Regions from separate parts of the Homo sapiens genome. Here region 1 is linked to region 2. The links are chromatin loops, found by intact Hi-C in ENCODE. Cell type or tissue: GM12878. All regions are shown on one strand. Links, peaks and the distances in the headings refer to the core of each region. The heading gives the core; the rest is flanking DNA.

Region 1 (4,681 bases), core at 478-4,477, 280 kb after region 2:
TCTCTATGAATCGGTTTACCACAGCCTTAATAGGTAAGTATTATAAAAGAATTAAAGTGTAGGTAGGAACCGACCAGTCTTACTAACTTATAAAATTCATGCATACTCATTTTTTTTTAAAACGGAATTCTCAAAAGTGATTCATGGGGACTTTTCCCACATATACCCATTGTTTGGTGGTTTTTTTTTTTTAAGTCTTCTTTTCCCCATGTATAGATTATGTATTTATAGTCATATTGTACATAGTGCACAGTTGCTTGTGTTTTTTTAAGGGTTTTTTAAGTATTTGAGAAGATTAATTTTTAAATAGAGCTAATTATTACTTTGAAAGATTAAAATGAAACACGTAGTATCTTAAATTTACTTATTGCTGTTGAAAGCCATGACCTTATTGTCAAAAATGAATGTCCGGAAACATCAAGAACTTGAGATGTGATTGAAATATTCAGGTAGCAGAATGTTAAAAATAGAAGTGTTGGCTAAGGCCTAAAAACAATATAGATACAATTTAAAGTGAAGTACCAGACCCCTGCTACCAGAGTGTACCATGCCAAAATGCAAAAAAGGAAGTAAGAGAAAACCTGTTTTGTGACTTTGAAACTCACCCATGTAGAAGGTGTTAACAGGCCTAATATTAGAGATTAGAGGAGGATTTCTTCAGAGAGAACTCTTTTTTTCTGAAATACTTCCCCAGCCCTTTACACTAGAGGATTCACTGGGGGACCATTTGGGGAGTTATGTGTCTTGTGTGGTGAAGGGGGGAATGCTGTGGACTGGTGTCTGACTCACCCTGGAACATCTTTTTTTTTTGAGTTACACTTTTATTTTTATTTTCTTACATTAAAAAACTTTTTTTTTTTTTTTGAGACAGAGTCTTGCTCTGTCGCCCAGGCTGGGAAAACATTTTTTAGATAAGTTTCTGGGGGAACACATGGTGTTTGGTTACATGGACAAGCTCTTTAGCAGTGATTTCTGATATTTTGGTGCATCCGTCGCCTGAGGAGTGTATGCTGTACCCAATGTGCAGTCTTTTATCCTTCACCCACCTCTCACCTTTCCAGGAGGCCAGAATTCCACTATATCATTCTTGTGCCTTTTCAGCCTGCAAAATCTAAAACTACATTGTCCAAAACTAGCCACATGTGGCTGGTTAGCACTTGCAGTGTGGTGAATTGAGATTAAGGTGTGCTGTATGTGTAAAGCACATACTCAATTTTGAAGACTTGGTACAAACCAGGTTAACTTTTAATACATCTTGTTAACTTTTAATATAGATTGAATGTCTATATGATGATGTTTAGGATATGTTAGGTTATATAAAATATATTGTTGATTTCACTTGTTTCTTTTTACTTTTTGAAATGACACTAATAGAAAATTTAAAATTATATTTGGCTTACATTATAATTCTAATCTGATATAAAGGACTAGCAATAGACTAGTTGCTTGTTGAGTGTTTTGACTGTGGAATGAAAATGCCTTATAGGGTTTTCCTGTATCTTCTGATACAGGAAATTGTAGAGCAAAGGATGTAAGTTTCTTGTGAACTAGACAGTGGCCCCGAAAGTCTGTGTAGGATTTTCTTGGGTCCTGTTCAAGAAGGCCTTTTAGATGGATGAGAAGACCTCAACAGGGATTGACCTTCCAGATTCCCAGGAGCTGAGAAAAGAGCCAAAAATGGCCAGTTGAGGGTGTATACCAAGCACCAAGGGTACTGCTGCAGGTGAGAGAGCCACAGTGATAGGAACGGTTTCAGAAGAACCCATAAAAGGGTCCAGGGGAAAATAAATCAGTTTTAGATACCTCAAGTCTAGGAAGCACCAGTAACAACCACATCATTGTAAGAGTCCAGTTAAGTAGGAACCTGCCTACTTCCCTCCCTCTCCTTCTTCCCTACCCACTTCAATCCTTGGTAAGTCAGAGAGAGAGGGAGAAGTGCTAGGTCAAAAAAGAGAAAGAAGCCAGCCACAACCTCCCCACCTTCTCTCCCACTTGCAGGTTTTCTATCTTAAAGCATAAAGGTAAAAATTAATGCTTTCCCTAGAATGCCTGAACTCTAGAGTAAGGGATAAGTCTCAACTTTAAATCTGTTTGAAAGTTTCAGTTATTATTAAATTGAGACAGTAACCTAAGCTAGAGTAGAAAAGTTATGGGACTTGCCTTGGATTTTATCTAGGGGCAGGAAAACCACTAATCTCTACAGAGTGGATTTTAAAAGACAGCAGAGGACAAAAATAATGTTGCTTTATGACTATCGTTATGAGTTGGCATATTTATTAACGGTAACATTCAATAATGAAGATATTTGCCAAGTTAGAAAGCTTGTAAAGTTTTAGTTTATGATGCATATACTTGTATTATAAATATGAAGCATATTTCTTAAAACTCTTCTTATCAGTGGCCATGGTCTTCTGTTTACTTAACTAAGATTCAACTTTCCAAAGTCCATAAACTATTAAGGAGCATGTTTTCTTCCAACTTAGATTTTAAAATAATTTTCTGGTGTTTTTCTTCATTTCAGTAACAAACTTTTTTGAAAAACTAGGTAATTTTAATATGCCATGATTTCTTAGGGTTGCCAACCTCTTGGAGATATTTCTAATAGTGGAATCCTGAAATCTAAAGAGTACATTGGGATTTTGGTTTATGCAGAGTTAAAAGTTGAAATAGGCAAATCAGAAGACAAACAACTTATTCTTTTGGAACTTCAGGGGAAATTCCACTAACAATATGACTCCTTCCTTCTTTTACGTCAGCAGGAGTAGTCTTCTCTTAAATACGCCATATGAGTCATATTCTTCTATGAAAGAAGATAAAGGGAGCCTGTAACCCCAGCACTGAGCACCACATGTGCTGGCATAGACTTAAGGGAATTTTCAGAGCTTAGAGGAAGTTTACATTGTGCTCAACAAGGACATTTAAATTTCATAGCTATAAACACAGTGAAAGCCAGATCATTTGGTGGCCTCTTGTTTTCTATATAATTAGGAGTTTTTCTTTTCTTTATGCCTTTATGATTATTTTTCACATTACTTTAGTATCAGTTTTTTAAAGGCCAAAATTAATGCTTTGTGAGATAAAATACCGTATGTGTTTATGACATAGTAGATTGTTGTAAGTGTTTGGTCTTATGTAAAAATGGTTGACATTTTTGTATTTTTCTAACACAAATTGAATTTTCCTTATTCAAAATGCTTGGCACCAGAAGTGTTTTGGATTTCTGATTTTTTTACATTTTGGAATATCTGCATTATATTACTGTTTGGAAATCCTTAATCCCAAAATCTGAAATCCAAAATACTCCAATAAGCATTTTCTTGGAGCATAATGTTAGATTTTAGGGCATTTTGGATTTTAGATTTTTGGATTAGGAATATTCAACATGTATATGGATAGAATACAAACAAGTCCCAAATTTTCATTTTGGTTTTCATTGACAAGAAGTGAGAGAATATGATTAATTATTCTAAATTAATCTGGAAAATAACATTCAGTAATCTCCAAGAAATTCTGAAAGGAGCAATGAGAGAGGACTTGTCCAATCAGTATGATGGAGCAGGGTGGTACCATCATTAGAATAGATCACTGAAAACAAAAAGTAACAAGTTCTTATATAGACCTAAATATGTAAAAGATTTTGGAGTTTACTACAGTGGCATTTCAAATTAATGAGAAAGGAATGGATGATTCCAGTAGCCAGTTTTGAGATAACCAGCTAAACATGTACAAAAAACAAACTTCGATCTTTATTTTCTTATTCCACAATAAATCAAATGTATTAATTTTTAAGTTAAAATTAAAAATTAGCTAAAAATTACTAAAAGAAAATACAGCTATTTGTATAATCTTGAGTGGGGTAGCCATGTAATAAGCCATGGCACTAAAGGTGGGTACTATTAAGAAAAAAAATGGTTTGACTATTTTCAATACATACTTTTATAAGAGAATAAAGTTATTTAAAATATTAAGACAAGGGACATATTAGAAAAATGCAATCATGTGACTAAGGATTACTATTTCGATCAGGCAGTAGGATACGTATTCTAGCAGAAAAATGGGCAAAGAATGTGAACATTTCACCAAATAATTGCAAATGTTTTCATATACTTATTGATAATGTTCAGTGCTGTTAGTAACCAACAAAATGCCAATTTAAAAAATTTGGGAAATATTCCCTGTTCTTCCCATCTCTAAATTATACTCACTATGGCAAGTTAATAGAAAAATAGCCACATTATACACTGGTAAATTGTTGCTGGAGGGCAGTCTTGACAGTGTGTCAAAGTCTTTAAAAATGTTTTTTTCTGATTCAGTAATTCCTAGCCTAAGAGAATATTAGGAAATGTGTTCCAAGTAGTTTATACAAGGATGTCATAATGTAAAAGCTTATTCATACAAAGCATTTTATAATTATGGAATATTTGGAAAGGGCTAAATGCAAATATCATGTCACATACATTCAGTGTACCCCAGGGTGTTCTTAGGACTACCTTTGGGTTGTGGGATTATAAGAGACTGAGAGTTTCCCATTTTGTTCTTTGTATTTCTGTGTTTAATGTAATGATCATGCGTAATCCCCAGTGAGAAGAATTTATTTAGTTTTTAGTTTTAACTTATGATTTAGTTATTTGGGGCAGTTTACTTGGCCCTCCAAAAATAAAGATTAAAAAATTATCAGAAC
Region 2 (4,681 bases), core at 468-4,467:
TTCTTAACTACCTTCCTCTACTCTACCACAGGGCATTGAACATTTTCAGATCTCACACACACCCACTGGACCTGAGGGAAACTCAGAGACAGAGTACTGGGGAATATCTCAAATCCTTTCCACTCAAAATGCCAGCATACTGCTCAACTGAGGCCACCTCATGTTGGCATGGGGCACCCCAACAGACAAGTGGTCTCTTCCCAGGATTTAGATCCTGTTTTTAGATCTCCAGCCCTCTCCACTCCTTGATGGGTTCTACACAAAGCAGGAGGGAAGGGGCAGGTAGAGGATAATCATTCTATCTTCAACCTGTTCAGAGTGTTGATGTGAATCCTTAGAGTATCCAAGGAGAAAATGTACATAAGACATTAAGCATGGGGCCTGGCACAGAGAAAGTGCTCTATCCATCTTACAAAGATTAAAGTATCCTCATCAGCTAGCACAGTCTAATATGTAATCAGTTACTTGATTGATTTGTTAATATAGCTGTGTTCTCGTCACCCATGCCGGCACAGTACCTTACACGTAAGAAGAGCTCAGAAATTCTTTGCTGAATTCATTCATTTTGAGGCATAAAATCCAATCTTCCTGAAGATAAGTCCTTTCCACTGAACTGGTGGGGTGTGGGGAAAGGGGTTGCTGGTACTTCATCTGGGGACCCCGAAGGGACCAGGATATGAGTTGGCTAGAAAAGGGGCAGGTAAGTATGGGGCTTTCCCACCCACAGTAGTCCTGCTTCATGTTCTTCTTTCACAATTATTTGACAGGGCACCCCATGAAATCAAGTGGCTAAGTCAGATTTAGGAAGTGGTTTTGAAATTGATGGGTGCAGGGAAGTACCCTTGAGTCAAAATCAGAAGAAAGTGAGTATTGCTGATTAAACACACTCCTCTTATGTTTGGGATGCAGCTGATGGGAAGCAGCTGTGGGAGGTGACACAGCAACAGGAGGGCCTCAGAACTGTGCCTCGCATACATCGGGAACATAAATGGTGAACGAGTGAATGAATGAATGAATGAATGCTTCCAGATGGGCATTCTAAACTTCATGTTTTTTGTTTGTTTGTTTGTTTGTTGTTTTTTTGTTTTGAGATGGGGTCTTGCTCTGTCACCCAGGCTGGAGTGCAGTGGCATAATCTCAGCTCACTGCAACCTCTGCCTCCTGGGTTGAAGCAATTCTCCCTGCCTCAGCCTCCTGAGTAGCTGGGATTACAGACACCCACCACCACGCCCAGCTAATTTTTGTATTTTTAGTAAAGATGGGGTTTTGCCATGTTGGCCAGGCTGGTCTCGAACTCCTGACCTCAGGTGATCTGCCTGCTTTGGTCTCCCAGTGCTGAGATTACAGGTGTGAGCCACCGCGCCTGGCCTAAACCTCACGTTTGATCCCCCTTTGTTCTGGGGTCACCCTGGTGTATGTTACTAGACAACACCTTGGCTATCTGAGCTTCCAAAATTGATGCAGATAGAACAGGAAATGCCCTTGGTGCACCTGTCACCTGAGCAGTAGTCTTTGCCCACTATGCAGTCTTTCATCCCCCACCCCCCTCCCTCCCTTCCTCTTGAGTCTCCAAAGTCCATTATGTCATTCTTATGCTTTTGCATCCTCATAGCTTAGCTCTCACTTATAAGTGAGAACATATGGTATTTGGTTTTCCATTCCTGAGTTACAGTAAGTTCTGTTTTATAGCAGAGTAGAGTAACTATAATTAACAACAATGTATTATATATTTCAAAATAGCTAGAAGAGAGGAATTAAAATGTTCCCAACATAGAGGAATGACAAATACTCAAGGTGATGGAAACCCTAAATACCCTGACTCGATTATTACACATTTGATGCATGAAACAAAATATCACATGTACCCCATTATATATCAATAAAAAAATTCAAAAAACATTTAAAAAAACAGCAAATGCCCAAAAGAGCATGATTCATTATTGCACATACATGAACAAATCCCTGGCACACCACACTTCAGCCCAACAGCAAATTAAACAAAAGCTAGCTACCTCAGAATGTCCTACAGTCTACTCAGTGTGGGCATCTGAGATGCATAAGAACCAGTAATCAGAGCTTTGTGGCAGGGCTGTAGGAATAAAATGTAATTCCTGCCATCAAGATACTTGTAACCTAGTTGGGAGAAAAAATAAACACAGAGATATAGATCTATTCACACTAGGAAATATGTTTGAAATTACATTTGGGTGATATAGTCATTTCATGCTACAGGTTCTGAAAATAGCAGGTGATATCTTGGAGGACCACAGAGGTGAGGGGAGACTTTCTGGAAGAGATGAGATGGCCTGAGTCATGAGCATGACTCAGATTCAGACAGAAAGTGGCTGGTGGAAGGGGGAGTCCCTGAACACTGAGGAGGCTGCATTTACATTTGTCACCTTGCTGGAGGATCCTCTGAGAAGACAATGGGGAGAGTCCCAGCTAATAATAATAGTCACCACATGTCAGGCATTGGGCCAAGAGTTTGGCATGAATTATCTCAGGGAATCTCTTCAACAACTCTCCCAATATCATGTGGCAGATACAGCTGGAGTCTCTTCTTCCTCCTTTGTGACAGGACTTCAATTTTGTTTGAGGCAACTATATGTTCAGTTAAAATACTTGATATCCCAGCTTTTTTTTTGCAGATAGTGTTGGTCATCTTGGCATAGTGTGTCCAACAAAGTATAAGATGTAGTCAGTGAATGGGGCTTTCCAGAAAGCTCTCCAAAGGGGTACAGATGTGGCTGGCTCACGTCTTCAGCTTCCTGCCATTTTCTCCATTCCCCTTTATCTTGCCTGCAACCAGGGCAGCCACCCTGTGGCTCTGGATGATTCTGGGAGCCTGTGTCCTTGATGAGTCCCTGGAACAATGGTACCAACCCTGGCTTGCCCACTTCTGAACTACTTATTGCATGAGAAAAACAAACTCCTATTTGGTTAAGTCACTGCCATCTAACCTCTGTGATTTCCAGCACATGCAATCTTAACACATATAGACAGGTGATGTTCGTACCTTGTTCACAGACTGGGAAACCAAGGCTCAGTAAGTGTCACTACTCATAAGCAGCAAATCCAGTATTTAAATCCAGACCAATGCAGAACAAGGCTGGTTGACTCCAAAGCTAGACTGAGAACCTGTGAAACTACTCCAGAGTCACATTAAAAATTAAAGAAAGAAAGCAAAGCAACCTTTAGCAACTTTTTAACCTCTCATATAACCTTTTCACAACCTACCTTTTATTAGATACTGGTAGGTGTCTCTCACTCCCAAAACACTGCTTCAGAATCTCCTAGAAGGCAGGACCAGGACTACAGCTTTAATCATGCTTATAGCACCAATTTCTTCCCCATTTCCCCATGCCCAGCTCTGGCTATGTGGGCACCCAAAAATACTGGATGGATTTAGTTTTTTTAAAAATCACTCAGGATAAAACTCAGGATTAAAAACATCACTCAGGATAACTGTCTCTGGGAAAGCCATCCCTTTATGTATGTGTGTGTGTGGTTGTGCATGTGTGCCTGAGGGTGTGTGTCACATTGTGCACATATGTGTAAATGGGTATCCAAGTGTCTGAGAGCAGGGGAAGAGGGAGAACTTTTTTATTGCTGTCAAATTCCATCCTTCCACTCAGCTCCTACAGACCTACAGTGACAGCACCAATGATTATATTAGCGATAACTAAACTTTTGTGCAGGACCTGAAAATTTAATTTCCTTGTGGGAAGCGGTAGAGAACTAAGCTTATTTGGGGCCAAGAACTCATGAACTTTCCCAGAAAAGAAAGAGAGAACAGCACATATAGCCACTGGCCTCTGATTTTTCTTGAAAAATAAAAAGGCACAAGCTCATTTTCAAATGTCTCCTTTAGAAACAGCTCCAGATTCGTTTTTCTCTGTACATACCCCACATCAGAGTGGGTAGGAAGACATAGCAGCCCTTGAAAACTCATTGAATTCATTCCAATTTATTCTGTGATTTGTGATTTTTTTCTTTTTTGTTTAAAGAAGTATAATTCCATCATTTTTTTTTCTTCTCAAGTTGCTTGGATGGTCAAGACCCTGTGATATATACTGCGTGTTCACCATGCACTAGAAACTGTTTTAAGAGTGTTTGCATGCTTTATCTCAGCTAATGTTTCCACTTTGAAGATCAGAAATCTGAGGCACAGAGAACATAAGTAACTTGCCTAGGGTCACATAGCCAAAAAATGGCAGAACTGGGATCCAAGCCCAAGCAATGTAGCTGCAATGCCCAAGACCTTAACCATACCATTGTATAGCCTCATAAGTCTGGAACTCCCCTCCTGGTGTCTGAGGATATGAGTTCTTTGAATATAAGCAAAAAATGGCACCTCTGCTTAATTTAAGCCAAAAAAAAAAAAAAAGAAAGAAAGTGGAAGGAGAGGAGAGGCACATGATCCATGGTTTTGAGAGGCAAAATCCCAGGAGAGCCTCCTTGTCCCCATCTTAGTTGAAGCTCATCCATTGAGTAGGGCTGGGCTGGGGACCTAAGCTAATCATCCCAGGTTGCTTGTGAAGAAATGGAAGGTGTGCCACCAGACCAAGAGGATATGGATATAAGGCAGGAGAAAATGAGGCATGTATATGCTGCCATGTCACCAAGAAAGGAACAGATCTGGAATGGAAGTTAGTTAATTTGAGGTTGAATTCTGATATAA

The links. Peaks named below come from ENCODE experiments on the same cell type or tissue, not always from the same donor. Only the 100,000 strongest peaks of a DNase experiment are listed, where the experiment ranks them.
Region 1: it touches region 2 in a loop (3-fold over the local background); 1 of 110 quality-filtered maps calls a loop at or near these places.

The regions. Positions count from the first base shown.
Region 1 is chr5:159,177,312-159,181,992 of GRCh38, reverse strand. RNF145 (ring finger protein 145) reads left to right here. Exons shown (of 11, transcript NM_001199383.2): 4 at 1-33. Among named protein-coding and RNA genes, the nearest start is that of RNF145, 30 kb to the left of the region's middle. In GM12878, for the core only: no CTCF peak of the experiment used is centred there; DNase peaks (open chromatin) are centred at 612 and 2,792; H3K27ac peaks cover 3,275 bases.
Region 2 is chr5:159,454,607-159,459,287 of GRCh38, reverse strand. LINC01845 (long intergenic non-protein coding RNA 1845) reads left to right here. Exons shown (of 7, transcript NR_027110.2): 4 at 487-863. Among named protein-coding and RNA genes, the nearest start is that of LINC01845, 9.3 kb to the left of the region's middle. RefSeq lists enhancers at 476-645, 2,158-2,497. In GM12878, for the core only: no CTCF peak of the experiment used is centred there; DNase peaks (open chromatin) are centred at 817 and 2,337; H3K4me3 peaks cover 585 bases; H3K27ac peaks cover 1,149 bases.